6 separate regions of the Homo sapiens genome follow, and all the other regions are linked to region 1. Evidence: chromatin loops called from intact Hi-C (ENCODE). Cell type or tissue: K562. All regions are shown on one strand. Each heading gives the region's core, and the rest is flanking DNA. Links, peaks and the distances in the headings are about the cores only. Region 1 overlaps CYP17A1 (cytochrome P450 family 17 subfamily A member 1). Region 2 overlaps AS3MT (arsenite methyltransferase). Region 3 overlaps CNNM2 (cyclin and CBS domain divalent metal cation transport mediator 2). Region 4 overlaps SFXN2 (sideroflexin 2). Region 5 overlaps NEURL1-AS1 (NEURL1 antisense RNA 1). Region 6 overlaps LOC107984265 (a long non-coding RNA gene).

The links. A loop is a pair of places that touch in the nucleus more often than their neighbours do. Peaks named below come from ENCODE experiments on the same cell type or tissue, not always from the same donor. Only the 100,000 strongest peaks of a DNase experiment are listed, where the experiment ranks them.
Region 2: a loop joins it to region 1, with 8 times the contacts of the local background. A loop is called at or near these places in 101 of 110 quality-filtered maps.
Region 3: it touches region 1 in a loop (15-fold over the local background); 68 of 110 quality-filtered maps call a loop at or near these places.
Region 4: a loop joins it to region 1, with 4 times the contacts of the local background. A loop is called at or near these places in 54 of 110 quality-filtered maps.
Region 5: a loop joins it to region 1, with 7 times the contacts of the local background. A loop is called at or near these places in 14 of 110 quality-filtered maps.
Region 6: it touches region 1 in a loop (5-fold over the local background); 94 of 110 quality-filtered maps call a loop at or near these places.

What each region holds. Positions count from the first base shown.
Region 1 is chr10:102,833,278-102,837,277 of GRCh38, reverse strand. It overlaps CYP17A1 (cytochrome P450 family 17 subfamily A member 1), which reads left to right. Exons shown (of 8, transcript NM_000102.4): 1 at 1-213; 2 at 1,886-2,024; 3 at 2,264-2,493; 4 at 3,156-3,242. CYP17A1-AS1 (CYP17A1 antisense RNA 1) reads right to left here. Exons shown (of 2, transcript XR_428804.2): 2 at 2,774-3,101. Among named protein-coding and RNA genes, the nearest start is that of CYP17A1, 2.1 kb to the left of the region's middle. In K562, for the core only: a CTCF peak has its summit at 2,155 (motif pointing left); DNase peaks (open chromatin) are centred at 2,177 and 2,957.
Region 2 is chr10:102,898,833-102,904,232 of GRCh38, reverse strand. AS3MT (arsenite methyltransferase) reads right to left here. Exons shown (of 11, transcript NM_020682.4): 11 at 2,334-3,640. The coding sequence ends at 3,533. BORCS7-ASMT (BORCS7-ASMT readthrough (NMD candidate)) reads right to left here. Exons shown (of 15, transcript NR_037644.1): 15 at 2,334-3,640. It overlaps LOC107984265 (a long non-coding RNA gene), which reads left to right. Exons shown (of 3, transcript NR_160733.1): 2 at 3,723-3,839; 3 at 4,761-5,400. Among named protein-coding and RNA genes, the nearest start is that of CNNM2, 17 kb to the left of the region's middle. RefSeq lists an enhancer at 5,173-5,400. In K562, for the core only: a CTCF peak has its summit at 2,638 (motif pointing right); a DNase peak (open chromatin) is centred at 2,632.
Region 3 is chr10:103,067,425-103,072,824 of GRCh38, reverse strand. CNNM2 (cyclin and CBS domain divalent metal cation transport mediator 2) reads right to left here. Exons shown (of 8, transcript NM_017649.5): 5 at 4,103-4,196; 6 at 986-1,051. Among named protein-coding and RNA genes, the nearest start is that of NT5C2, 120 kb to the left of the region's middle. In K562, for the core only: a CTCF peak has its summit at 3,027 (motif pointing right); a DNase peak (open chromatin) is centred at 3,044.
Region 4 is chr10:102,727,137-102,731,378 of GRCh38, reverse strand. It overlaps SFXN2 (sideroflexin 2), which reads right to left. Exons shown (of 12, transcript NM_178858.6): 3 at 4,222-4,242; 4 at 2,850-2,948; 5 at 1,985-2,060; 6 at 1,571-1,656. Among named protein-coding and RNA genes, the nearest start is that of SFXN2, 15 kb to the right of the region's middle. RefSeq lists enhancers at 1,059-1,831, 1,832-2,606. In K562, for the core only: a CTCF peak has its summit at 1,958 (motif pointing left); a DNase peak (open chromatin) is centred at 1,938.
Region 5 is chr10:103,483,491-103,488,890 of GRCh38, reverse strand. All of the region lies in intron 3 of NEURL1-AS1 (NEURL1 antisense RNA 1), which reads left to right. Among named protein-coding and RNA genes, the nearest start is that of CALHM3, 7.0 kb to the right of the region's middle. In K562, for the core only: a CTCF peak has its summit at 3,023 (motif pointing right); a DNase peak (open chromatin) is centred at 3,010; H3K27me3 peaks cover 668 bases.
Region 6 is chr10:102,910,626-102,916,025 of GRCh38, reverse strand. All of the region lies in intron 1 of LOC107984265 (a long non-coding RNA gene), which reads left to right. Among named protein-coding and RNA genes, the nearest start is that of CNNM2, 5.0 kb to the left of the region's middle. In K562, for the core only: no CTCF peak of the experiment used is centred there; no DNase peak of the experiment used is centred there.

The DNA of each region.
Region 1 (4,000 bases), core at 1-4,000:
AAGAGCCTCCTGTCCCTGCCCCTGGTGGGCAGCCTGCCATTCCTCCCCAGACACGGCCATATGCATAACAACTTCTTCAAGCTGCAGAAAAAATATGGCCCCATCTATTCGGTTCGTATGGGCACCAAGACTACAGTGATTGTCGGCCACCACCAGCTGGCCAAGGAGGTGCTTATTAAGAAGGGCAAGGACTTCTCTGGGCGGCCTCAAATGGTAAGTGGTGCCCATCTCCTCCCTGCCCCCTTCACCACCCCCTGGGATTGTTCAGGTCTTCAGACCATGCCTAGAATGGGGCTTCCAGCTCCAACAACCTGTAATTCTTCCCAAAGTAGACTAGTGGGATGATGTGAAGGGAGTGAACCTTCAGACCCCCACCCAGCCTCTAAATTAGGCAGGAAGAATTAAAGGAATGTCTCCTCTACCAGGCTGCCCAGGAGGTGGGATGGGAGGACCACAGTGGTCTGAGGGGTCAAGGAATCCTCACTCCACTCCTCTCTCTGAGCCTAGACTTCTCTAATGGACTGAGAAGGTGCATGTACAGCACTTAGCCTAGCACCCAGCACAGTAAGTGCCCCTTATACAGCCAGGATTCATGTTACTTTTCATGGAAAATGGGGGCAGTGACTACTGTCCTCCATGAAAGCTGCTGGGGAGAATTAGCCTAGCTATTGCAGGCTGGGATTGCTGCTTTCCTGGTGCTATTTCCAGCTACTCAGGCTCACAGGGGCAGTTTTCTACAATGACATTTCAGGGTTGCTGATGAGCCTCCCACTCAGCAGGGCCCCCAGCCTCTCAGCATTTTTTTTTTTTTTTTTTTTTTTTGAGACAGAGTCTCTCTCTGTCGCCCAGCCTGGAGTGCAGTGGCCAATCTCAGCTCACTGCAACCTCTGCCTCCCGGGTTCAAGTGATTCTCCTGCCTCAGCCTCCTGAGTACCTGGGACTACAGGAGCATGCCACCATGCCCGCTAATTTTTTGTATTTTTAGTAGAGATGGTGTTTCACCATGTTAGCCAGGATGGTCTCGATCTCCTGACCTCGTGATCCTCCCACCTTAGCCTCCCAAAGTGCTAGGATTATAGGCGTAAGCCACTGTGCCCTGCCAGCCTCTCAGCTTTGATCAAGCCAAGGGTTGGTTTATTTTTTCTTGGACCAATCAGCCAGGTCTGCTGACCAACTACCTAGCTCCCACCTCTGCTGGCTTCCTCCCGGGGGCAGAGAAGATGGAGAAGGCTAGTCATGTGGATCTTCAGGGTCAGGAAATGGAAAAGGGAGGCTTTGGACCCTTTTGCTTTGGGGGGCACCTCTAGGAGGAGGCGGCTCGGCCCAAGTCCAGACTGGGTAGACAAAACATCTGCACTCTCCAAATGTGGGCTTGTGGCTGGGTATGCAGGCTTGCAATGGAAGGGTAAACCTGAGTGAGGTGAGCTGTGCCTTTAGCTCAGCTAAGGGCTCAGGGAAAAGCAGAGATCTGTGCAGTCCTCAGCCTCTACAAGCTCACCTGCTCCCTACCCTCTGGACAGGCATAGTTTAGAGAGTTTATCCCATCCAGAGTTGCCTTCCTGTGGTCAGAAACTGATGAGCAAAAAGAAGCCCAGAGGGCACCCTGTCAGCGAAAAGAACCCCAATGCTGCTGCATTCTAATTAAGGGTTCTTTCTTTCTCCTTGATCTACTGTATTTCTGAAGGAATTGGGAGTAGGAGGCCTTAGGGTCTGTCCTACCAAGTCCTTGCAGTCATGGTGGAGTGCAGTGGGGCTGTGCCCACATGGGAGTCAGCATGCCAGGTACCTGCCTTCTCCTCCAGGAAGGAAAGCAGGGACCAGAGGTGTAAGGGCAAGAGTGGGGTGGATGGTGTGAGATTCCTACAGCCTTGCCTGCTCTCTAAAGGCAACTCTAGACATCGCGTCCAACAACCGTAAGGGTATCGCCTTCGCTGACTCTGGCGCACACTGGCAGCTGCATCGAAGGCTGGCGATGGCCACCTTTGCCCTGTTCAAGGATGGCGATCAGAAGCTGGAGAAGATCAGTGAGTGCCAGGCTGGCCCCTGGGGCTGGGGCTGGATCCCACAGGAGCTGCTGGAGGGAGAGGAGGGTTGGGCAGGGGTAAGGGTTAGGACTAGAGCGCAATGCAGCCTTTTCTTGGCTACTGCTGCCATCTAGTGGCCATCTGCTATCTGTCCCCCGCTCCTGTTAAGAGGCAACTGGTACAGAGAGGGGGTAAGGGTGCTGATTCATTTCCCACCCTCATGCCCCCTCTCCCTTCAGTTTGTCAGGAAATCAGTACATTGTGTGATATGCTGGCCACCCACAACGGACAGTCCATAGACATCTCCTTTCCTGTCTTCGTGGCGGTAACCAATGTCATCTCCTTGATCTGCTTCAATACCTCCTACAAGAATGGGGACCCTGAGTTGAATGTCATACAGAATTACAATGAAGGCATCATAGACAACCTGAGCAAAGACAGCCTGGTGGACCTAGTCCCCTGGTTGAAGGTGAGATGCTGCCAGCCCTGCCTTCAGGTTCTAGTAGACCCTGACATTGTCCCCAATCTTCCTTCCTTTTTACTTCCCTGCTCCAGCCGCAATGACCCATCTTTTTCCTGATTACCTCCGCCACCTCTACCTCCTCTGCCACTTAAAACCTTTGCCATTTCTCTGCAGAGATAGATTTAGCCTTTTAATTATGCACCTTAGTACTCCAGATAATGACCTTCATTTCTTTTCCAATTACCATGTGCCAGTACTAAGCATTCTATACGCATTCATCGCTGAATTCCCCTTGGAAGTAGGTTTTATTATCCCCATTGTGCAGGTGAGAAGCAGGCTTAGCGGGGTTAAGGAGCTTGTCTGAGCCTTCAGGCTCATGTCTCTCTCACTCCTAAGGGCTGGACACATAGCAGAGTCAGCGCTTGATGTTTGATTGAATGGGGAAGGAGAGGTGGAGACCACGCCCTCCTCCCTTGTTTAGAATTGTCTTCGTCGTCATGATAAACCCGTTCTGTGTCCCCATCTTGCCTTCCATTCTGGCTGAAGGTCAGGGGTGGAGTAGGAACTTCCAGAGACAGAAAGCTAAGATCCGCCTCCAGGAGAGACTCTGGCAGCTGGAGAAGCAAAATGGAAGAAGGGTGGATTTAACATTTCTTTTTATTTCCCAGATTTTCCCCAACAAAACCCTGGAAAAATTAAAGAGCCATGTTAAAATACGAAATGATCTGCTGAATAAAATACTTGAAAATTACAAGGTAGGTGATAGAGCAGAAGAGAATATGAGTTAGGCTAAAAGTAATCACAAGAGCAGGGTGGAGTCCATTCTACACACTGTAGAAGCTTCAAAACCAAGCAGAGAACCTGGCACATAGTAGGTGTACAATAAAAACTGACTTAAGGGCTGGGCGCGGTGGCTCACGCCTGTAATCCCAACACTTTGGGAGGCCGAGGTGGGCAGATCAATTGAGGTCAGGAGTTCGAGATGAGCCTGGCCAATATGGTGAAACCCCGTCTGTACTAAAAATACAAAAACTAGGCCAGGCAAGATGGCTCACACCTGTAATCCCAACATTTTGGGAGGCCAAGGTGGGCAGATCACCTGAGGTTGGGAGTTCGAGACCAGCCTGACCAACATGGAGAAACTCTGTCTCTACTAAAAATACAAAATTAGCCGGGCACGGTGGCGCATGCCTATAATCCCAGCTATTTGGGAGGCTGAGGCAGGAGACTCACTTGAACCCGAGAAGCAGAGGTTGCAGTGAGCTGAGATCATGCCATTGCACTCCAGCCTGGGCATTGCACCAAGATTCTGTCTCAAAAAAAAAAAAAAAACTGACTCAAGGAGTTGGGATCGAAAAGTGAGGAACTGAAGAGGATCCTAGAAGAGACCTAACCTCTCCACCAAATTTAAAGAGGGCCCGGGGCTGCCTCCTACCTCCACAAGTTCGTAGGTCCTGCCCAGACTTGCTCTACTTCCAAGTGGAAGGAGCCTTGTTATCTCTAGTCAGGGACA
Region 2 (5,400 bases), core at 645-4,644, 66 kb before region 1:
TCAGCTACTCGGGAGGCTGAGGCAGGAGAATCACTTGAACCTGGGAGGCGGAGGTTGCAGTGAGCCAAGATCATGCCACTGCACTCCAGCCTGAGCGACAGAGCAAGACTCCGTCTTGAAAAAAAATAAAAATAAAAAAATATAAAATTTTTATTTTTTAGAGATGGGGTCTTGCTAAGTTGCCCAGCCCAATCCCATTACTCAACATCTTTTTGGGGAACTGAGAGTTCAGAAGGACAAGTAAAAAGCTAATACCCTCTCCTTGTAAATGCCAAAAAGCCCAATAAACCAAATAAACAAAACACCCCCCCCCTTTTTTTTTTCTGAGACAGAGTCTCGCTCTGCCACCCAAGTTGGAGTGCAGTGGTGTGATCTCGGCTCACTGCAACCTCCACTTCCCAGGCTCACTGCAACCTCCACTTCCCAGGCTCAGCCGAGTCTTGTGCCTCAGCCACCTGAGTAGCTGAGATTATAGGCCTTGGCCACCATGCCTGTCTAATTTTTGTATTTTTAGTAGAGACAGAGTTTTGCCATGTTGGCCAGGCTGGTCTTGAACTCCTGGCCTCAAGTGATCCACTCGCCTCAGCCTCCCAAAGTACTGGGATTACAGGCATGAGCCACCACACCCAGCCAACAGAACACCCTTCAATCAATTCCCCCCAAGCAGGGCCATCTTGTGCTCATGAAGAGCAAAGTATGCTTATTCCAGCTGTACCATTGTAGCTAATGCTGTAATGTACCATTTTCACATTAAAGTAGGTTACGACTAGATAGATACGGCACCCTAGAACCAAGCAAGCATGTTTAAAATTAAGGTCATGGAGGTGAATAGGGCTTAAAAAAATACTACCTAGTTCTTTCCTCTGTCTGTAATAGTAAGTTAGGCTCTATAGCTGAACCTACTCAAAAATTTGAGAATTTCTCCATATTAAACAGCTTTCTTAAAACAGAAGTCTATCCTACGGAATCCATTCCAATGTTTTACATGCCTTAAAATTCTCAAACCCCTAGTCCGAAATCCCCTGGACCATGCCATGCCCCTGGTTGTTTTTGTACTGAGCCCAGGGCAACTGGTTGACATCTTATCAAAACCCTTGATTGGTTGAAGGCTATTTATTTATTTATTTGTATTTATTGTTTTTGAGACGGAGTCTCGCCCTATTACCCAGCCTGGAGTGCAGTGGCGCAATCTCGGGTCACTGGAACCTCCATCCCCTGGGTTCAAGCAATTCTCGTGCCTCAGCCTCGAGTAGCTGGGATTGCAGGCGTGCACCACCACACCCAGCTAATTTTTTGAATTTTTAGTAGCGATAGGGTTTCACCATGTTGTCCAGGCTGGTCTCGAACTCCTGAACTCAAGCAATACACCCACCTCGGCCACCCAAAGTGCTGGGATTACAGGTGTGAGCCACCGCGCCCAGCCTGAAGGCTGTTATTTAAAAACTGAATTATCCAGCTCCTGATGATAATGACCATCACTTATACCTTTCTGTGTCCTCCAATAAAGTCTTCAAGTACAGCTGGAATTCAAATTATTTACCATCCTTGAACCTTTCTTTAATGTTCTTAATATTCTTCTTTAACTATGGAAAAACTGAATCTATCATTTTGCTAAAAGTTTAACCAGGACACCTTATAAAGAAAAAGAAAACCTACCATTTTTACATCTCTTTCCTCCCTCCCCTCCCTTCCTCTCTCCTTCCCTTCCTCTCTCTCTCTCTTTCTTTCTTTGACAGGGTCTCACTCTGTCACTCAGGCTGGAGTGCAGTGGTGCGATCTTGGCTCACTACAACCTCCACCTCCCAGATTCAAGCAATTCTTGTGCCTCAACCTCTCGAGTAGCTGGGATTACATGCACATGCCACCACACCCGGCTGAGTTTTGAATTTTTAGTAGAGATGGGGGTCTCACCATGTTGGTCAGGCTGGTCTCGAACTCCTGACCTCAAGTGATCCACCCACCTTGACCTCCCAAGGTGCTGGGATTACAGGCGTGAGCCATCGCACCCAGCCTATTTATTTATTGTTTTTTAGAGACAGGGTCTTGCTCTGTCACCCAGCTGGAGTGCAGTGGTGCAATCATAGCTCACTGCAGCCTGGAACTCCTGGGCTCAAGCGATCCTCTTGCCTCAGCCTCTCCAGTAGCTGGGACTACAGGTACATACCACCATGCCTGGTCATTTTTACATCTTTTAGCTCTCTTTTTAAAAAACGATCGAACTCTATTCCTGACCCAGTTAGGATAATTTACAATAAATAATCACTATGTCATCAGTCATTAGGGTGAGATACTTATGATTCATTTGTTTTCTTGAGATACTTGATTCAAAGATGTTTATGATTAATTTGTTTTCTTTATTGCAAAAAAAAAGAAAAAAGAAAAAAACATTTGTTCAAAAGCTACCTCAAAAGTCCTCCTACCAAACATGATTTGGCAATCTTTTTGCATGATTAGTATGATGGCAGTAGGAGCTTTGTTTAATAAGCAAACATGATGAAAATTCCAAAAGGTGCTATGCAAAAGATCAGAAGGAAGATGTTTTTCCTGAGACCCTCTGCCAACTGTTACTTCTTCTGATGCCTTTCCTGCTTCTTGAACAAGGCTTAAGACAGCTTCTCTGTTCCATTTCTGACCACTATGTGGCACCAGAACTTTGAAGTAGGAAATAGAAAAAAAATCTGCTTAACTAGTGATTTGCTGTGAATCTTTAATCAATGCCTCTTAAAAATAATTCATTTATGGCCGGGCGCAGTGGCTCATGCTTGTAATCCCAGCACTTTGGGAGGCCGAGGCGGGCGGATCACGAGGTCAGGAGATCAAGACCATCCTGGCTAACATGGTGAAACCCCGTCTCTACTAAAAATACAAAAAATTAGCTGGGCATGGTGGTAGGTGCCTGTAGTCCCAGCTACTTGGGAGTCTGAGGCAGGAGAATGGCGTGAACCCAGGAGGTGGAGCTTGCAGTGAGTTGAGATGGGGCCACTGCACTTCAGCCTGGGCAACAGACCGAGACTCCATCTCAAAAAAATAAATAAATAAATAAAAATAATTCATTTATTTTTTTCAGTGATTTGGAATATGGTGGCTCTCTGCCATTTGTTGTTTTCTTTTTCTTTCTTTCTTTTTTTTTTTTTTTTTTTGCTTTTGAGACAGAGTCTTGCTCTGTTGCCCAGGCTGGAGTACAGTGGCGTGATGCTTACTCACTGCAGCCTCTACTTCCTGGGTTCAAGCAATTCTCCTGCCTCAGCCTCCCGAGTAGCTGAGACTATAGGTGTGCACCACCATGCCCAGCTAATTTTTTTTGTATTTTTGGTAGAGACAGGATTTCACCATGTTGGCCAGGCTGGTATCAAACTCCTGACCTCAGGTGATCTGCCTGCCTCGGCCTCCCAAAGTGCTGGGATTATAGGCATGAGCCACTGTGCCCGGCCCCATTTGTTGTTTCTTATGGTCTGTGCTATGGGGAAAAGCAGGTTAAAAAACATGCAGATCACTCTTGCCCACTACTGTGGTCCCCTGGTTGGCTATAGATTTAGCAGCTTTTCTTTGTGCCACAGCAGCCTCCAGCAGCATCAGGGACACATCTGGACTTCATACTGTCAGACTCTTCTGCAAGCTTAAATGGATCTGTGATTATATCCTGTCAAAAGGCAAACCAAAATGAAAGGACAAGTTAAAGGTGTTTTGATGTACCCAAACACTAATATTTCTGTTTGATTTAGGTTGACTTACACAGAACAGAGATAAAATTTTACAATTCCATGAGATCCTGGGAGTAACATCAGTCATTCTGCCATAAAGGCACTTGCTTCCTGAAGCTTCTAATTACAACTTTCAAGGTAAACTTCACTTAAAGCTTCTTAAAGATGGTCCCTCTTGGGCAGAGCATTGATTTTTGCTCAGTTGATTTTGTTTTGTGGGGTTGTCATTTGCACGTGCCTTTTAAACCTCTTTGGAACTGAGATACGGAAATGCTAAAACGACTTCTCTTCCCTTATTCTAATCTCCAGAAACATTTATACCAAACAGGAAAGTGAGTCCCAGATGTAGGGCTGTCACTAGCAATTGCTGATGCTCAGATGAAATTGCCAACAATGGCCAGACAGATCTCAGAGTAGAGTAACATAAGACTGCTGTATTTATTTAAAAGACAAGACTGCTGTATTTATTTCCCCTCCTTTCACCTCCAAATGAGATACCTCTAACAATAGTACCAGTGGGGCCAGAGAAAAGCCAAGTACAAAGATAGGAAATCAAGAGCACAGGGTCTGGGCACGGTGGCTCACGCCTGTAATCCCAGCACTTTGAGAGGCCGAGGCCAATGGATCACCTGAGGCCAGGAGTTTGAGACAAGCCTGGGCAATATGGCAAAATCCCATCTCTACTAAAAATACAAAAAATTAGCTGGGTGTGGTGGCACGTCTGTAGTCTCAGCTACTCGGGAGGCTGAGGCAAGAGAATCACTTGAACCTAGGAGGTGGAGGTTGCAGTGAGCTGAGATCACACCACTGCACTCCAACCTGGGTGACAGAGCGAGACTCCATCTCAAAAAAAAAAAAAAAAGCATGAACATGCCACTTTAAATAATGGTAATGAATTCATTATAACATAAATTTACAGTCCTACTACTTATTCTGGTCACTGCAAATAGAGGGGTGTACAAGGCAGGCACAGACTCTACATTCATGAAACTGATAGACTGGTGGACCCTTTACTAAAGTGACTGACTTCCTGCTGGCCTTGGTCTCTCTGTCCCTCAGTGTCTACCTTTCTGAAATGAAGAGGTCTGCCTGCATCTGGTAAGATGAGCATCTGGCAGAGGATCTCCAAGCCTGGAAGAAGGCCAGCTCTGCTGGTTGCTACTGCTAGGACTTCACATCAATTGCATTTCCATCTCTCAGTATACTGGAACTCCTGCTTGAAAGGGTTTGCCCTGGCCTGGTGCGGTGGCTCATGTACTCTGGGAGTAATCCCAGCACTCTGGGAGGCCAAGGCAGTGGATCACCTGAGGTCAGGAGTTCGAGACCAGCCTGGCCAACATGATGAAACCCCGTCTCTACTGAAAATATAAAAATTAGTTGGGCGTGGTGGCTACTATGAGGCTGAGGTGGGAGAATCCCTTGAACCCTCTTCTTTCCACTCAATGATCTATCTACCAACAGGAGATGGTGATATCAATATCACTTCTAAATGCATGCTTCTAGTTCAAAAAGATCTCAAGACTTGAAGGAAATGAAAGGTGGGGTACCCAGATATAAGCAGTCCTTTCCTGCACCAACATCCTGTGATTCTATGAGAAGTACAACTATGGAGAGATGGAGCAGCACACTGGTTTAGAGTGCCAGCTCCAGAATCAGATGTGGGTGCAAATTCACCACTTTCTAGCTGTATGACTTTGGA
Region 3 (5,400 bases), core at 555-4,554, 230 kb before region 1:
GTAGTGGCTGACCCCCAGTTCAGGTCAGGTTTTGTGGCCAAGTTTATGTTCCAAAGTTTTATGATAGTAATTATGGAAAAAACTCCGAAGATAAATATAGGAAAATTGTGTTACCAACTAGGAAATCCCAGCAATTTTAATTAAAGACAGATTAAGCCTTTTCCCTTCTTTTTAATAGCTGGACGTATTAGTTAGGACTGGCCACCCTCTCCTGCAGGGCAGTCGGCAGCAGCGGGATAGGAATGTGCCGGGTGTTCACTCCAAAACAAAGTCAGGTGGCAGGGAGAAGCGGGGTCGCCTGCCTGGTGGCGGGGAGAAGCGGGGTCGCCTGCCTGGTGGCGGGGAGAAGCGGGGTCGCCTGCCTGGTGGTGGGGAGAAGCGGGGTCGCCTGCCTGGTGGTGGGGAGAAGTAGGGCCGCCTGCCTGGCGGACAGCAGAGGCGCTCGCGCTCCACTCACACGGATGTGGGAAGAACCCAGGATACAAGAATGTCGTGCGCCTGTGTGGATGGGGTATTTTTCTTGCTTACCAAGAAGAGTTCACAGCTCTCAGGCCTTTGGCAAATGTGCTCTATAAAAGCGGCCTCAGGGTTTGAGGCCCTCAGGGCCTCTGCAAACTCCAGATACCATGACTTGCTGAGGTCAGAATAAGAACCAAGAACAGTCCCCTACTGCTGACCTGAAAATTCAAGGTCAGCCACAAGGGCAGGGAGCGCTAACAATCCACACCAGAGCCGCCCTCCCTTTCCATGCTTCATGGCTACTCCTGTGCATGGTGACTTTGCGCTGTTCTGGACTCTCCACCTGCTGTGGCTTATGCTTTCCTGGAGAGCTCGCTATAAAGTTACGGAACCTTAGAGCTTTAGCGCTCCAAGGAACACTGAAAACAGCCTGTCCAGGTAAAGGGAGCAGACCCAGCCAGCCAGGCGTGATGGGGGGCAAGGAAGGCAATCAGGAGAATTACGGAAAGGAAGCATGCAGAATTACCTGGAGAACCTGCTGCTAACAACTCTGTTCTGCTGACAACAAAGGTACGAGACAGGGACAAAGGAACTGAAAAATGGAGAAAAACAGGGTGAGATCGCATCAAAAGGCAAGAACAGAGATCTCTGTAATCAAGGGACAGGAGGGGATACTTGTTCTATCAATACAATATGAGCATTCAGTTGCAGAAATGCAAGTCGGTATGGTATTATAGAAACAAAACAACACACACTGCTTTCCAGGAAGAGGAATACAGGGAGGCCAAGATCAGGAGAAATCCTACCCACGAGTTTGTTACTAACCAAGAAATCTCTTAAGCCACTAATAACCAATTGGGGTTGATAGCTCGAAACCTGCTACTCTTAAGGGCTTAAATCACCAGTAGCTGCGCAAAAGGGGAGCTCGATTAGTCAACTGCCCTAAGAGCCTGACTCAAACCGCTGGCGCCTGCACCCCAATACTCACTCACTGCACAGCCTACAGCTCCCCATCTGTGCAACTTTAGCTCATTTTAATTTTGACCTGAAGCTTTGAATTGTTAGGAACGCTTTCAAATCTCAACATAGAGGAAAGTAAGTAAAGAACGCATACACAGATTTCCTGGGAATGCAGACCAGAGTCATCCTCATCACCACTTACTCACTGCCCCATCAGATTGAAAAGTCTCAGAACATGAAATGTTGAGCAGGAATCACACCTCTGGGGCAGGTAGGTCTTAAGAACTGATTATTGTCGGTTTTCCCCAGACAGCGAACATCAATAAACAGAAACTTTACCTTGTGATATCTGTACTAACTGTGCCTCTCAATGAATATACAAAATCCCAAATCTTAGTTGTAAAGTTAAGTAAAATACTAGGCTTTGGAATAGGTAAGATGCCATTAATGAAATTCCCCCCCCGCTTTTTTAGTTTCAGATGGATTCTCGCTCTGTCACCTGGGCTGGAGTACAGTGGCGTGCTCTGCGCTCACTGCAACCTCCACCTCCCAGGTTCAAGCGATTCTCCTGCCTCAGCCTCCCAAGTAGCTAGGACTACAGGCATGTGCCACCATGCCTGGCTAATTTTTGTATTTTTAGTAGAGATGGGGTTTCACCATGTTGGCCAGGCTGGTCTTGAACTCCTGACCTCAAGTGATTTCCCCTTCCTTTTTAGCAGTTCCAGACTCAGAGGGCTGCTCACCACATCCTCTTCTAAATGAGACTTGTCCTTCCATTACAGTTCAACAGGAACTGCGCTGGTATTTATGTTTCAGGAACCAGTAATTGGTAGAAATGTACAACCCACTCCTAGTTTATTTTCAAAGCCATCTTATAAATCTGGTTCTGCTCACCTGGGGCTAATTTGAGGTCAGCTGCCAAAACTCATCACAGTCAGGCACCTTTCTACTATACTCACATTTCCCCTCATGCTTTCAAGGGGACGAAGCACTTGTGTGAGGATCACTGCATCCTAGTCTTCTAATAATCACATGAGCTGGCATCATTATATCCTCTTAACAAGGATGAGACCAAGGGCCTCGCTCAACACCACACGACCTGCCTGTGATGGAACTGAAGCTATAACCCAGGTCTTCTCATGCCTAGGTAAGAGCTACCCTGTCTCTCTCACTAAGCAGTGAAAACGAAGGTCACCTTCAAGTTTACAACAGAAACCTACTCATTAAGTAGGGTCAGACAGGCCCATGTTCACAGTGGGTGTTGGGTGTTGGTCAGCAGTTGACAGTGGGGACACTGTGCCTCCAGGACTCAAACACCTGCACAAGGATAGTGAGAAGGGGCATTTGGGGCAGAGGAAGTTTAGAAATACGACAGAATTCTTGACGTCTCAGTGACTTTCTAACTGAAACATCTTTGGGTTCCTCAGACTACTGGGTGGAGCAGTCGATGAAGACCAATGTCACAGAAACAGTCTTGTCTGGAGGCATCTCCTCCCCTTGGAAGCCTGGCTTTCAGGAATTCTTTTAAAATGGGTTATTTTTAGGTTTGAGGTTTGTAAATGAAGTTTCCTAAAACCGCACATCATTTGGTGTTTTTGCCACAAGGTGGCACCCCAGCATCTCTGTCGACCTGCCCGACCTGTTCGGGCTGCCTCAGGTATTAATAGCAAGCGTGTGCGCTCTGCCAAGCAGCGCCATCCCCAGAGGCCAGCAAGCCACCAGGTATCTATCTGTGTTCATGTCTGAGAGCACATCTGGCTGGCTGGCATCTTGGAATCTTGTGTTCAGAGAACTGTCAATCCCCCATGGCCACCCACCCTTAACTGGCTGACTCGCCTGGCCAGCTCTCCAGACAAGAGCCGGCCACAGGCAGTCAGTATATAGCAACAACCTCATTCGTCCTCAGAAACATGCAAATTAAGACCTCCCAAACTGCTAACATTTAACAGACTCAACAATACCAAGTGCTGGATGCAGAGCAACCGGAATTCACACAGCACAGGTTGGGAGTAAGCAGGTACATCAGAGCTGAATCCAGAGGCACACCCTCTGACACGTAGCGCCAGTCCCAGGTGCGCACCCAGCAGAAATGGACACACACGTTCACCCAAAGACATGTATAAGAATGTTCAAAGCCACATATTGACAGTAGCCCCAGACGGGACTACCCCAATGTCTATCAGCAATGAAAGGACACGTGCACTGCTGTGTATTCACACAGTGGCATACTAGACATGGCAAGAGGAAATAGTGTGATCACACACAGCAACAGAGGTGATGTGACAAGCACGACACAGAGAAAGGAGCCAGCCTCTGTGTAACACACACAGTGTCTCCATTTATGCAAAGTTCAAAAGCAGGCAGAATTAGGCTGAGAAGTCAAGAAAGCAGTTACTCTGGGGGACCAGTGACTAAAAGGGAGCGTGATGGGAGTTCTGTGGGGCTGGTAACGTCCTGTCTCTTGGTCTGGGTGCCACTTTACACGTGTTCAGTTTGTGAGAATTCATGGAGGTATATACTTAGGATTTGTGCAGATTTTCTGCATATATGATATACTTCAAAAAAAAAGTTCAAAAAGGAAGTGAATGGGGTCAGCTGGCAGATACAGAAAGCAAGATGAAAGGAGAGGGGCCTTACTTCCTAACACGTGGTCCTGCCCTATGCGGCTGGGAACCAAACATACCTGGAGAGGCTGTCAGGGCCATCACGCCATAGTATGAGAAGGCGCTCGCTTCAAACTTCATACCTTCTTTCCCAGCTTCAACTTCCACTTTCCCCTGTGGAGAGAAAAGGCAGGTATTTTCAGTCCAGTTGCAAAAGCCTACTGGCACACTCTGTACAATATTTGGTCCTTCCTTAGATTTTTGTCTGATTTCTTTTCCCAACACTATCGAGGGAGTAAAGCTTCAGCTCATCTTTCCCACTGAGAGGAGGGGGCTCATTCGCTTTAAATATGAAAACTGGATTTGGCTGATTATACAGAGGTGACAGTGTAAATGTGATGTTTATTTTTAAAATAATTCTTAAATTAAAAACTTAAAATACAGTTTTCTTTGTAGAGATAGATCTCCTTATGTTACCTAGGCTGGTTTTGAACTCTTGAGCTCAAATAATCCTGTCTCACTGTCTTGGCCTCCCAAAGTGCTCCCAAAGGGATTACAGGCGTGAATCACTGTGCCTGGCCTGTGATGTTTACTTTCTGTGAGTCCACTTAGTATCTTCCCAATATCTGTAGTTCTTGGATTCTTCAGGAGGCCTCCAGCAATGGAAAGGTGGTGCTCTTGCTCCATCAGTGGGACCAGCACCAAGATGATGCTGGGCGATGGCTGCCTAGGCTGTCCAAGGAGCCAGGGCCGGGGCTGAATCAGGGTCAAGGGCCGACATGGTTTGTGGCCATGGAACAGAGAGGAATAACCTGGGTAGAACCCACTCTGTCTCACGAGCACGGTGTCCTGACCACTGAGCAGACCCCTCGCAGGCTGGTAACTTGCTGTCTACACTCCTGGAGGCACTTAAATTCCATGGGATTTTTCTCCTGTCTTGGAAAAGCAGTTTGAAGAAAGTCTCCTTCCATTAAAATAAAGTTCCCCTCTCCTCCCCCTAAGATTTTCCCTTTTCTTCACTTTCGCTAACTTGTCGACAACTTCTTCTTTACCTTGATGAGTTCTTTTGGGATAGAGTGTCTTATTCATCCCTGGAACCCCAGGGTCCACTATAATCCCTGCATGGTAGGTGCTCATTGTGTTTTCTGGGCTACTGAAATGCTCTAAGTCAGTTTCACTTCTAGTTTCTCAGGCCAAGGGTCAGAAATGCTCTTGTTCCCATTACTACAACTGTGTGAGGCATCCTTTACAATGGGTGAACAAAAATTAAGATGCCATGTATTGAAAAGGAATTGTGCTAACACATCAGTGTTTTATGAATTCATTTAATGTGCACAACTCGATGCAGCAGACAAATCATTGCCCTCCTACAAATCAG
Region 4 (4,242 bases), core at 243-4,242, 110 kb after region 1:
GGATTAAATGAGATAATGGCTATGAAATACTTGGTCCAGCACCTGACACACAGTGTGATCACTCCACAAACAGTAGCTACTCTAGCTATTCCTTTTTTTTTTTTTTTTTTTTTTGAGACAATCGCACTCTGTCACCCAGGCTGGAGTGTAGTGGCATGATCTTGGCTCACTGCAACCTCCATCTCCTGGGTTCAAGCGATTCTCCTGCCTCAACCTCCCCAGTAGCTAGAATTACAGGCATGCGCCACCATGCCCGGCTAATTTTTGTTTTTGTTTTTTGGTTTTTTTTTTGTGATGGAGTCTCACTCTGTCACCCAGGCTGGAGTGCAGTGGTGCGATCTTGGCTCACTACAAGCTCCGCCTCCCGGGTTCACAACATTCTCCTGCCTCAGCCTCCCAAGTTGCCGGGACTACAGGCACCCGCCACCATACCTGGCTAATTTTTTGTATTTTTTAGTAGAGACGGGGTTTCACCGTGTTAGCCAGGATGGTCTCGATCTCCTGACCTCGTGATCCGCCCACCTCAGCCTCCCAAAGTGCTGGGATTACAGGCGTGAGCTACCACGCCTGGCCCTAATTTTTGTATTTTTAGTAGAGATGGGGTTTTGCCATGTTGGCCAGGCTGGTCTCAAACTCCTGGCCTCAGGTGATCCTCCTGCCTCAGCATCCCAAAGTGCTGGGATTACAGGCGTGAGCCACCGCACCCAGCCCACCCCAGCTGTTCTTCTCAGGCCAGTTCTTGACAGCACTCAACTCAAGCCCCGGTAGGTGGCAGGGACTCATTCTCCTGTTAGGAAAGGGCCACTGGATGGGGAAGGAAAGATGAATGGAGCAGCATGTGTGCACAACTATTCTGGTAGTGCTTCCTCTACAAAGACTAGTGTGAACATTTTCCATTTGTTGGTAGTCCCAAGAAAATGTGGCTTGTAGATATTGATGATGATGACAATGGTAGAAATAACAGTGAACACTTATGTAGCATCTCTTATGTTCCAGGTGCTATTTTGAGTGCTTTACATATATTACATCATTAAAACCTCATAACAGAGATTTCTCTAGTCAAGAAATAAGAACTGTGAGACACAATGAGTTTCTCCTTTACCTTTTCTCCTGAAAAGCTTAGAGTTGGGTGCCTGGAAAACTTCTGTCTACTCCTCTGGCTTCTTTCAAAGCTTCTGGGTTCTATGCTATCTTTAGACACCTCAGCCTGCTACATTTCATTCTGTATGCCATCCCCAGGGCTTGGGAAGTAGGAGGAGTTCACAATTTTAACACAGGTCCAAAAGGACATGATCCAGTGTAAAACTCCACAGGTCCACCCTGTCTTTCCCATCCCACATCACCCAGGAGAGGACTCCCACGGGACTCAACACACGGCCTAACCCAAAGTCACCCACCACTCCCGGGGCCATCACCATGGGAGCTGCCAATCCCAGGGCCCTTCAGAGGCTCAGCCCAGCAGCCCTCCCCATGCCCACCGCAGTCCCCAGAAGCCACCCACTGCTTTGGTTTCTTGCCCCTTTTCTGCTAATCTTGTGGTTTGTAGGGAGAAAAAGGGGCCTTTACTCACTGCTGTCGCATCATGGGGATATTGACACAGTTAGCCGCAGCCACAGCGGCAAAGGGCACCCAGCGGCCCACCAAGGGCGGCGCTTTCTGTTGGGGGAAGAGAACAGTAGGAGTTGTTCAGAAGCGCTGGAAGATGGGAGGGGAGGGGGCTGAACGACTAGAATACAAAAAAGAAAACTAGGCCTTGCTACCGCCACACATCCAGACACCCAGTCTGGGAACCCCAAACTCCCTCAAAGGCCCAAGAAGAACCAACCTGGGGACGGCCCTGGTGTATTTCTCATCACTTGGCCAGCCGGGCTCTGGCCATTCCCAACTCACCCAGCCTGGGGAACTGTCCCTGGGGGAAGGACGTTTTCCCTAGGACTCTGCTGCCCCCGCGTGGCCACCATGCTGCAGCGGCCCCAGACCATACCTTTGTCAACATGTTCATGCCCACAGCCGTGGCCACAGCAGTGGTTGTGGCTGTGAAGTAGGAAAGGGCCATCTGCCTGGGGGAGGAGAGAGATGCTTGGGAGTGGGGCCCCTGCCGGCTGAGGGCCAAACCACGGGCTTCAGGGAGAAAGTCGGCTGGCGAGGCTTCGTGCGTGAAAACCGCACAGGATCTGTCCCCAGCCTTATCTTGTGACCCTCTCCCCCTCACTCACAGTGCTCCAGCCCCCTTGGTCTTCTTTCAGTACTGTGAACATGCCAAGTTCCTCCCTGCCTCGGAGCCTCTGCACACGGCTGCTCCCTATGCGGGGAGGTGTTCCCTGGGCTCTTGGGTCATTCATCCCTCATCCTTCAGGACAGTTGAAATGTCGTCTTCACAGATGGGACTGCTCTAAGTGGCCTAACTACACAGACACCGCTCTGCTGTTCTCTGCCTTGCAACCCTGGTTTTCTGGGTGGTTTTTTTTGTTTGTTTTGAGACTGATCTTAGGCAATCTGCCTGCCTCAGCCTCCCAAAGCGCTAGGATTACAGGTGAGAACCACCGTGCCTGGCCCAACCACATGTCTTAACAATGTATCCCAGCATCTAGAACCATGCACATCCCCAGCACATAAGACACACTCAAGAAGAAATATTTAGAGAATGAATGAATAAACACATTTGGAATTGGTCTAGGAAGAAGATCCACCCCTACTCAGCTTGAGAAAATATTTCCAAACCCTGGGAAAGGGTGACTTGGTCACCTGCTCAGTGCAGGTGCTACCCAGGAAGGACTGACAGCCCAGAACCCTTTAGAAAAGCTGTTCGTGGGGAGACACGAGGACAGCCTGGGGTTCAGGTCTCCTACCTGACTGATGTGGGGGAAGCCGCATTCCTGTTGGTGTAGTTGACTAAGGCATTGAAGGACTGGTTCACCCACTGCCAGAAGATCACCGCCGGCATCGTCCTACCAGTGAGGAAGGCCAGGAGAGGCAGAGAGAAGTCAGATGGCAGGGAGTCCTGAGGGTATGCCAGTCAAAGCACATGATCTGCAGGTCCCCACACTGTTCCCATACTAGTTTTTTATTTTTATTTTTTTGAGACGGAGTCTCACTCTGTCACCCAGGCTGGAGTGCAGTGGTACGATCTCAGCTCACTGCAACCTCCGCCTCCCAGGTTCAAGCAATTCTCCTGTCTCAGCCTCCCAAGTGGCTGGGACTACAGGCACACACCACCACGCCTGGCTAATTTTTGTATTTTTAGTAGAGACGGGGTTTCACCATATTGGTCAGGCTGGTCTTGAACTCTTGACCTCAAGTAATCCACCCGCCTTGGCTTCCCAAAGTGCTGGGATTACAGACATGAGCCACCGTGCCCAGCTTGTTCCCATACTGTTTTATGCACCTGGGCTTCTGCGCAGGCTGGCCCCTCTGCCTCAAATATCTCCCCCTCCTCCTTCCATACATGGCCAACCCTGCCCTGTTGAGAGGGATCACTTCCTCCATGGAACCTTCCCGACCCTTTCCCTGCCCCTCCTGAGACAGAGTAAGTCACTCCATGCTCCTGCTCCCACAACCCCATGTTCTTCCTCCAACCTACCACTTACCAAGCTGTACTGTAACTGTTTACTTCTTGGTCTCCTCAACAAAACTGGGAGCTCCTTGACGGGAGGTTACTGAAGCCTTCACATTCCCAACACCCGGCCCAAAGCCCAGCTCAATAGCTGAACCAATCAATGCGTGGGGTGGGGGACGCAGGGGAGGAAGGAAGAGGTAGGAAGAAGAGTCACATGTCCAGCAGCTACAGAGGCAGTCTATTCTCTCCCCAACCAAGCCAAGAAAGGGACTTCCTATTGTTTTGTTTGGGTGTTACATAATTAAAATCATTGTGGAATAAGTACTTTTTAAAGAGGGAATTGGGGTAGCTTATTTGTTGAGGGTTCTACACAGGACTGCCTCAGTTAAAATCCAGGCACCCATATTTCCTGCCTGTTTAAACCTGGACAAGTTCTTCAGCTTCTCTAGAACTCTAGTTCTTCATCTATAAAATGGAAATAATAGTACCTATAGTGTAGGGTTGTTGCGAGGGTTAAATGAAGCAATACGAGCAAAGAATGTAGCATAGTGCCTGGTATCTGGTAAGTGACCAATCAAGAGAACTATTATTATTATCATAGTATGGCTCCCTGACCAGCAGATCCAGGCAGCTGTACCTCCCACGGCCCTGCCCCCAGGTCCCACCTGTAGAACTGGAGCATGAAG
Region 5 (5,400 bases), core at 854-4,853, 650 kb before region 1:
CACCATGTCCACCCAGCCACCAGCCCATAGTTAATCAGACTATCAGAAAAGCTGTCGGGGGAGAGGGTGGTGTCCTGTCTGAACTTCAGGGGGTGGCTGGACAAGTTGGAGGGGTAGATCTCTGAGTGCCTGTGCCTGATGCCTAGTGCATACTCAATAACTAGTTATTAAATAAATGAATGAATAAAGAAATGGATGGATTAAGCTGTCGGGCCCTCCCTCTGAAGGATGGAAGTCTGTGCTGCCCATTTTAGGATGGAATGGGCCCTATGCCATCTTATTCCCAGGTATTTTTGGGATTCAGCTTCACTCATTGCCCAGTGACCATTTATTGAGCACTACCTGTATCCCTGGCGCTGATGAGATGCAGTTTCCTTGCTAGCACCATGGGGCAGCCTGTCCTCTGCTTTTTGTGCACTCCAGTCCCAGTTCCCCACCTCCCAGGCCCAGGTTCAGAGCTGAACATACAGCAGGTCTGACCGCATAGCTGGGCTGGGCACGTTGCTCTGAGCTCCAAACTTTTTTGATCACGCACCCCTAGCAGTAATAAATTTTTAAAGTGTGTACACCAATATATGTATATTTCTTTATTTATAATTTCTAAAAATGCACTACTGTATTCATATTATGTATATTATGAAACATAGACTAATGATATTGAAAAAGGGATCATCTTGCCCTCCTCCTGGGGTGCACACACACTCTAGACTAATAATTCTCAAACTTAAACGTGCATCAGAATCATCTATGAGGCCTTGGGGAGAGGGGGAGAAAGTTACTAAAATGCAGACTCCCAGACCTCACCCCTTGAGACTTAGATTGAGCAGAGTATGATACAGGTCATTTATTGATTACACATTGGGAAACTGCTCCACATGGTCACATGTTCTAGTTGTGAAGACGGTGTTTAAAGAAGGCCTACAGGCTTTCTCGGGGGAAAGCTGGACACCCCATGGGGACCAGGCCAGTGCTGGCTGCCACACAAGCAGGGCTAACTTATTGGAAGAGGTGACTGTGCAAGGAGGTAGCAGGGGTGAATCCCAGCCCCTTCCTCTGCCCCACAGACAAACTTGCCCTCTGGGAGGTGGCCCCTGAATCCAGGATCAGTTGTGAGGTCTTCATAGACCCCCAAACTCTTATTTTGGAGCCCAACCCTGTCAGGCCAAATGTACTAAAATATACCGCATTCCACATTAAACATCATTTTCTTGCAGTAAACATTTTGAAAGGATTTTTACAAATTTGGCTTTTGGAATCACTGGATGACAAGGGACTCACTGAATTTACAACTGGTTTTATTTCTAAGCAATCATGCGTGTGCTGGATGCCTTGCCAAGTGAGAAAAAAACTATGTTTGTCTTCAAATATAATGAAATGTTTATGAGTACTACATTTAGCAATCAATGACATTGATACAACAAAGGCATTTAAGTGAACATTTATTAATTTTGGTTTGAAGTTTTCCTTTCATAACTTGAGGACAGTAATGTTTTTTTCTGGTCTCAAGCAGATGCTTTAAAAGTTCATAGGCTTAAGTACCCATAGCACCCATGGAAAAAATCCAGACCTGAGGCCAAGCACTCCCAAGACTGTATCTGAAAGGACGGAAGGAGGTTCCTCCATGAAGCAGAAAGGAAAATGCCCAGTGTTGGCCGGTCACAGTGACTCACGCCTGTAATTCCAGCACTTTGGGAGGCCGAGGTGGGCCGATCACCTGAGGTCAGGAGTTTGAGACCAGCCTGGCCAACATGGCGAAACCCCATCTCTACTAAAAATATGAAAAATTAGCCAGGCATGGTGGCTCATGCCTGTAGTCCCAGCTACTTGGGAGGCTGAGGCAAGAGAATCACTTGAACCCTGGAGGTGGAGGTTGCAGTGAGCTGAGACCCCACCACTGCACTCCAGACTGGGCAACACAGCAAGACCCCATCTCAAAAAAAAAAAGGAAAAAAAAGAAAATGCCCAATGTCGGAAAGAGGACAGTGTGTCTCCATCTGAGACAGTTGTGTACTGACTTCAAAGTCCAGCATCAGTTGATCTATCCCAGGGCCACTTGCTCAGATAACTGTGACAGGTGACATTTATGAAGCACTTACTCATGTGTCCCAGGCCTTGGTCTAAGCACTTCAGATGCATTAGTTCATTTAAGTCTGGAAACAACCCTGTGAGATAGGTACTATTTTTGTTCTTGTTATTATTACTATTATTATTCCTATTTTACAAATAAAAATCCCGAGGCTTCAGGAGGCTAAGTCACTTGCCTAGGAGCTGATGGGGGAGGCGTGGAGGCACAGCCCTAGGACAGCCTGAGTCCTGATTCCCATGATACTGTGCCTGCACCAGGGTGGAATTCCTTCACGTCCCTAGCCTGAGGGAGACACCTGTGGCAAAGGAGGCCTCCTCACTGAGCTCCTGAACCAGCCCCCTCCTGCTTGAGGACACCTAAGATGCCTGGTGGCTTCAGCTCAGCTTTCTGGAAGTTAGCCAGGGAGCACACAGCTACTGATGAACACAAAACAGAGTAAAAAGACAATAAAATCAAAGAAAGATGCTCGAAATGGCTGCAGTACCCCCAGCATCCTCTTTTCTCTCACAGATGTTTTAAGTGGCCTTTACTTGGCAGGATGGCCCTTCCAAGAACGTTACAAAGACCAGAGAATCATAAAAGAAAAGTATGATAAATATGACCACATAAAAGTGTAACACTCCTTCATGGCCAAAGTTGAAAGACAAATAGGAGTCAGGAGGCATCTCTCCAAGAAGCCAGCAGCCTTAAATCACACCAAATGCCTTTAGCGTGAGACCCAGGACAGGGAGCAGACTTTTCTCCAATTGCTGCTGGCAGTGTGACATCTCCCTTTCACGCACCCTTCCCCAGAGCAGTCCCAGAGCACACCCAAGGGCAGCTCTCTTCCCAGGGACGATAGCTGGGGGAAGTTTTTCTCATAGCCAAAAGAGCAGACCTGCTGTGTGTCCCGCCTCTCCCTTCCTCTCACCCCAGTTCCTCCCTCCAGCCACCACTAGGTGACACTACAACTCCATTGGAATCCCCTTTGTCTCTGACAAACGTTTTTGGGGAGCCCTCAAGCCATTCAAAACACCTTAAAAATGTTTACCAGAGCCAGGCGCGGTAGCTCACACCTGTAATCCCAGCACTTTGGGAGGCCGAGGCGGGTGGATCACCTGAGGTTGGGAGTTCGAGACCAGCCTGACCAACATGGAGATACGCCGTCTCTACTAAAAATACAAAATTAGTGGGGCGTGGTGGCGCATGCCACTGAGTAGCTGGGTGGTGCATCCCAGCTACTCGGGAGGCTGAAGCAAGAAAATCGCTTGAACCCAGGAGGTAGAGGTTGCAGTGAGCCGAGATTGCGCTATTGCACTCCAGCCTGGGCAACAAGAGTGAAACTCCGTCTAAAAAAAAAAAAAAAGTTTATGAGGCCAGGTGCGGTGGCTCATGCCTGTAATCTCAGAACTTTGGGAGGCTGAGGTGGGCGGATCGCTTGAGCCCAAGAGTTCAAGACCAGCCTGGGCAACATAGTGAGAACTCATTTCTACCAAAGAAACAAAAATTAGCCAGGTGTGATGGTGTGCACCTGTAGACCCACCTACTCAGGAGGCTGAGGTAGGAGGATCACCTGAGCCTGGGGAGGTTGAGACTGCAACGAGCAGTGATCACGCCACTGCACTCCAGCCTAGGCGAGGGAGACCCTGTCTCAAAACAAAAATATATAAATAAATAAATGTTTACGGATTGCTCTTTTCCTCTTTCAAAATGAAAAGAGTTTTGCTGGGAAAACATATACCCTTCTAGTTTCCATTGGCTACTTCATGGTAAAGAAAATATACCGTTGAGGAAACTGGCCCCCTCTTCAATCACTGAGATGTTCCCCTCTGAGTATGTGCCCTTCACTGAGGCCACGTTTTACCTTTCATCCTGAGATGGGGTCTCCGGCAGCAGAGGAGCTCTCCCTGTCATGGTGACCGTAGGACAGAAGGCCAAAGCTCCCTGCAGAGACTCTCTCCCAGGACTGAGGCCGAGGCTCCCCAAACTTCAGCTGAGTCACAGTCCTCCAGAGCACCGCTACTCACACCGGGATGCCCCTCTGGCTGTGTCCAGTTACCCAGTATGGGCATCTGCGTAAGCCCAGCCCCTGGCACTCCGCAGATGCCCAGGGAACGTCTGTCACTACATGGCCAGAGCTTGAGGGTGTGTAGTCAACAACAGAGGTGCTTCCTAGCCTGGCCCTCTGTGCACCCGATCACCCCCAGAGCTGAAACTCTATCCAGGTGCCCTCTTCCCCCAAAGCAGCCTGCCTGTCTTTGCCCCCAGGTCTCTGCATTTGGCCCAACATGTAGTGTCACATGCGATGGTCGCAGGATCTCCTAGCCAGAGCACCAGCCCCGCTTTTCAGGGTCTGGAAACGTCATTTCCGTTTGGGCAGAAAATCTACCTTTATAGTTTCTTAGTCATGTAAGAGGGAAGAGAAAATAATATTCTAAAATTCAGGCTTATTTATCTCTTCTTAGAAAAACAGGAGTTAAAAATATATTATGGTCGGGCACCGTGGCTCATGCCTGCAATTCCAACACTTTGGGAGGCCGAGGAAGGAGAATCACTTGAACCCAGGAGGCTGAGGCTGCAGTGAGCCATGATCGTGCCACTGCATCCAGCCTGGGCAACAGAGTGAGACCCTGTTTCAAAAAGAAAAAAAGTATTATCAACCAGGGAAACAGTTCCATGTTCTGTTCCTCAGTCAGAAACAATGTTAAGATTTAAACCTGATTATTTTGTTTTATGTCAATAATAATACTTTAATATTATTATTATTACTATTTGAGATGGAGTCTCGCTCTGTTGCACCCAGGCTGGAGTGCAGTGGTGGGATCTCCGCTCACTGCAACCTCCGCCTCCCGGGTTCAAGTGATTCTCTTGTCTCAGCCTCCTGAGTAGCTGGGATTATAGGCACACACCACCATGCCCAGCTAATTTTTTTTTTTTTTTTTTTTTTTGAGACGGAGTCTCGCTCTGTCGCCGAGGCTGGAGTGCACTGGCGCGATCTCGGCTCACTGCAAGCTCCGCCTCCTGGGTTCACGTCATTCTCCTGCCTCAGCCTCCCGAGTAGCTGGGACTACAGGCGCCCGCCACCACACCCAGCTAATTTTTTGTATTGTTTAGCAGAGACAGGGTTTCACCATGTTAGCCAGGATGGTCTCGATCTCCTGACCTCGTGATCCACCCGCCTTGGCCTCCCAAAGTGCTGGGATTACAGGCGTGAGCCACCGCGCCCAGCCAATTTTTTTGTATTTTTAGTAGAGACAGGGTTTCACCATGTTGGCTAGGTTGGTCTCGAACTCCCGACCTCAGGTGATCCGCCCGCCTTGGCATCCTAAAACGCT
Region 6 (5,400 bases), core at 570-4,569, 78 kb before region 1:
AGAGAGATGGAGTCTCATTCTGGCACCCAGGCTGGAGTGCAGTGGTGCGATCTCGGCTCACTGCAACCTCTGCCTCCTAGGTTCAAAGGATTCTCTCTTGCCTCAGCTTCCCAAGTAGCTGGGACTACAGGCATGCACCACTTCGCCCAGCTAATTTTTGTATTTTTAGTAGAGACGAGATTTCACTATATGTTGGCTAGGCTGGTCTCAAACTCCGGACCTCAGGTGATCCACCCATTTGGGCCTCCCAAAGTGCCTGGATTACAGGCATGAGCCACCACACCTGGCCCTAGATATTCTTTATTCTTTTTTTAAAACAAACAAACAAAACAGGGTCTCGCTCTGTCATCCAGGCTGGAGTGCAGTGGCACAATCATGGCTCACTGCAGTCTCCACTTCCTGGGCTCAGCCTCCCAAGTAGCTGGGACTACCGGCACATGCCACCACATCTGCCTAATTTTTTTTTTAATTTTTAGTAGAGACAGGGTTTCGCCATGTTCCCAGGCTGGTCTCAAACTTCTTGCCTCAAGAGATCCTCCTTACTTGGCCTCCCAAAGTGCTGGGATTACATGTATGAGCCACCAGGCCTGGCCAATGATAGATATTCAAAACAATATATGTAGAATGTTAAATAAATGAAAGTATTTATTCTGATTATTTTAAACAATGTCCTGAGTCTAGTTTCCAGCCCTTCCATTTCTGATGCTGCTTCCCCTACCTCAAGTCTCATACTGCTATATTTGAAAAGTAAGTTCAGATGAAGAAAACCACCCACAGGCTCAGGCTTGGCATGCATTTATAAGAATGGCATTATGGAAGTTTCCCAAGAAAAAAATGATTTTTAAGGATATTTGGCAAAGGTTAAGGATAGACATGATCCTTCTAACTCAGTGGATTGAAAATAAACCATTTTAACTTCATAAAAAGTGGAAATACTACAAATGTTTTTAAGGGAGCTAAGAGAGAAGACAGGCTCTCAAATGCTGAAAGTACATGTGTGGAATAGGAGTGAAGTCGGGGGAGGAGGAGCTTGCCAACCCTACAGACATTTCCTGTGCATTTCAGAGAAAGCTACAACAGGACAATGTGACATTCAGCAATTTAGAAGCAAGTTAGAAATTCAGGACTTCATAGAAGAAAAGGTCAGAAAGGACACCCAGACAACTTACAATATTAAAAAAAAAAAAAAACTCAAATTCACACAGAGGGTTGCTGAATGATCCTGGATGGTTGGTGGGGGTTTATACTCTTCATGTATACTCAAGACACACAGAGCAATCTAGATGCCTAAGTCAAGTAATTGTTCCTTAGCAAGAGGGATCTTCAAGTTTGGAGGCTTTTTGGCTTCAGTAGTTTCTCTTCTTTTTTTTTTTTTTTTTTTTTTTTTTTGTGGTGGGGAAGGAGTTTTGCTCGTCGCCCAGGCTAAAGTGCAGTGCAGCAGCATGATCTCAGCTCACTGCAAGCTCTGCTTCCCAGGTTCAAGCAATTCTCCTGCCTTAGCCTCCCAAGTAGCTGAGATTACAGGAGCCTGCCACCACGCCCGGCTAATTTTTTGTATTTTTAGTAGAGACGGGGTTTTGCCATGTTGGGCAGGCTGGTCTCGAACTCCTGACCTCAGGTGATCTGCCTGCCTCGGCTTCCCAAAGTGCTGGGATTACAGGCGTGAACTACCATGCTCGGCCGTTACCCTCTTTAGTGAGTACCTGCTATAGAGCAGGCTTATGGTGACTTCCAGGGACTTCCCAGCCCGTCCATTTGTTTAAATGGAGGGCAAGGTCAACACCTGCCTCTAGGGATCTCTTCTGAAATCTGGAAGAAAAACAAAAATGAGGCTCTTGAATTATGATATTTCACCTCCATAAAGGGGGACAAAAGGCCCAAGATTGCTAAATGGTTGCTGCTGCTGCCCAATCCTATTTAAAGTTCTGACGGTCTGACCTTGGGCAAGTCATTTAGATAAAGCTAGAACCACATACCTTCCCTAACTAACCCTCTCTTTCCAGAATCCTTCACTATATACTAAAAGGGAAAGGTGACTTCAATTTTCTCATCTGCAAAAGATAAGCTCCCAAGTCTGTAGGTTCAGGGATTTAGAAGGCATTGCATCCAGACCTAAAAGTCTTTTAAAGTTTGATAAGTTTGATTTTCTTAAAGATGGCAAGTAAAACACTAAATGTCATTCTACACATTTTGTTGCTGAACATAAAGCTGATTTTATAGAGAAGCTTTTCTTTTTTCCAAAAATTGCCTACTTATAAAAAGTATTCGTATTTATTGCTTCAACGGTATCATTTCTTTTTTCTTTTTAGGGAACAGGGTCTCACTCTGTTGCCCAGACTGGAGTGCAGTGGCACAATCATAGCTCACCGCAGCCTCAAACTCCTGGGCTCAAACTCAAGCAATCTTCCTTCCTCAGCCTCCTGAGTAGCTGAAGCTATAGGCACAAGCTAATGCACCAGGCTCCAACAATGACATTTTAATCACACCAAAACACAAGATCTTGGCTGGCCATGGTGGCTCATGCCTGTAATCCCACGACTTTGGGAGGCTGAGGCAGAAGGATAACTTGAGCCCAGGAGTTCAAGACTAGCCTGGGCAACATAGACACTGTCTACCAAAAATAAAATGAAATGTTAGCTGGGCATGGTGGCATGTTCCTGTAGTCCCAACTACTCAGGAGGCTGACGTGGGAGGATCACTTGAGCCCAGGAGTTCAAGGCTACAGTGAGCTGTGATCGTGCCACTGCACTCCAGCCTGGGTGACAGAATGAGACCCTATCTCAGAAAAAAAAAAAAAAAAAAAAAGGGCTGGGCATGATGGTGCATGCCTGTAATCCCAGCACTTTGGGAAGCTGAGGCAGGCAGATCACCTGAGGTCAGGAGTTCAAGAACAGTCTGGCCAACATGGTGAAACCCTTTCTCTACTAAAAATACTAAAATTAGCCGGGTGTGGTAGTGGGCGCCTGTAATCCCAGCTACTCGGGAGGCTGAGGCAGGAGAATCGCTTGAACCCGGGAGGTGGAGATTGTAGTGAGCCGAGATGGCGCCACTGTACTCCAGCCTGGGTGACAGTAAGACTGTCTGAAACAAACAACCCCACAAGATCTGAGGAAAAACAGGAACTAGGAAAATGCTGGAGTTAACCACACTTTCCATAGAGTCAAATCTGTATCAAATCTGTTCACCCTGAGAGGGATTTCTCTGAAGCAACACTATCCACTTGCTCAAATACATAGAACCCTTTTAGCTAAGACTTTTTCACAACAGTTAAAAAAAAAAGTAACATAAAATCTACAACACCATTTACCATTTCAAGAAGAGTTTTCAGGCCTCTTATTTAGGGCTTTCCCATTTTCCTCCTTTTGCTAAATATTTTCTGAACATTGTTACTAGGTAGGAGAGAAAAATGTGGCTTTTTGATGGAGTTGTGGGAAAAGCATCCTTCTTTGAGAAGGGCCCCCACGCTCCTTGGGTGCCGCTGTTCCTGGGAATGGGGCTGTCAGGTGCCCACATGGGAGGTCTTCTGTGCTCTGAGCTGGCACTCCCTCCTTTTCTCCACTGCCCCCTTGACCCTACTGGGCCACTCAGAGAACAGTTCTGCTGCTAAAAGTCCACTGTTTGCCCTACTCCAGCACCCCTGCTCTCTGACTGCCAAGCCCTGCCACTGTGAGATTTTCTAGAATCTTCTAGAACGCTCTTTATGCCTGTTTCTTCCAGCCTCCTGCTCAGGTGTGGACAAGGGTGTAAGCAAGGCTCTGAGCTTGGTTATCCTTATCACTGTGACTAAAACACTCAACCCAGGCCATGCTTTTAGGGAAGCAGTTCACTTCTATATAGAAGTTTTAAAATGTTGAACCATATGAATCTTACCTATTCAAAAGACTAATTTAAAATTACATTTGGGAAGTGAGAAACAGGTGGGAAATAAAGAAGACTCTGACAGGAGGATGGTAACTAGGAATAAGATGCCAGGAAAACAAATAGGTCCTGAATGTCCAATTCTGAGCCCTCCCATAAGACTCAGACCTGCAGGGTGCTGACACCAGAGCTTCCATTTATGACCCTAGTCATAAAATATCAGCTTTCCCATACCAGCTAAGCTCATTCCCATGGTCTTTTCTCCACAGCCTCTGAAGCTGGGCTAAAATTCTACTCCAATAAGTCAAATCCCCCCATGCAAAGACAAAACAACATGTCAGTGGGAGAAACAAAACAAAACAAAACCGCCCCTATTTTTAGTTCCTCTGAGATACCTATTTTTTTTATATATATATTTTAACACCTCTGCTGGCAGGAACCTATTTATTTTAAATATCACTAAACTGAAGATTTAACTTATTTGTTCCCATTTAGTAATACATTGCCTCAATTTTCTATGTCCTCTTTAAATTTTAAATAAAAAGTTTGTGTTTTCTCACCTCATTTAGTTTTCCCCTTTTATTTGTAAATTTATCAACTAATATATATTGTATATTTAATAACTTCCAAACCGTGTACTAGGCACTGCAGAGCTGCAATATGGAATCAGGGGTTACCCTAAAAACTTACTAGCAAGGAAGTTAGCAAATGTTTACATAAATAACTACATAATACAAGATAGAGCATCAAATGTCTTAAGAAGTAAAATAAAGGGGAAGGATTGAAGAACTTTGAGGAATAGAAGTTTTAGGTATATGCCATGTCAGAGCTATTCCAAAAAGGGTGTCTTAGTGTGCTCACGGTGCCATAACAAAATACTGTAGACAGTGTATCACTCAGGGTTCCCTAGAGGGACAGAACTTTATATATATATATATCCTATATATAGATATATATCCTTTATATAGATATATATCCTTTATATAGATATATATCCTTTATATAGATATATCCTTTTTATAGATATATCCTTTTTATATATATATCCTTTATATATAGAGAGAGCCTTTATATATATATAGCCTTTATATAGAGAGAGAGCCTTTATATATATATAGCCTTTATATATATATAGCCTTTATATATATAGCCTATATATATATAGCCTTTATATATATATATAGCCTTTATATATATATATATATATAAATGAGTTTATTAAGTATTAACTTAAACGATCACGAGGTCCCACAATTGGCTGTCTGCAAGCTTGAGAAGCGAGGAGACCCAATCTGAATCTCCAAATTGAAGAACTTGGAGTCCAATGTTGGAGGGCAGGAAGTATCCAGCACAGGAGAAAGAGGTAGGCTGGGAGGCTAGGCCAGTCTCACATTTTCACGTTTTTCTGCCTGCTTTATATTCGCTGGCAACTGATTAGATTGTGGCCACCAGATTAAGGGTGGGTCTGCCTTCCCCAGCCCGCTGACTCAAATGTTAATCTCCTTTGGCAACACCCTCACAGACCCACCCAGGAACAATACT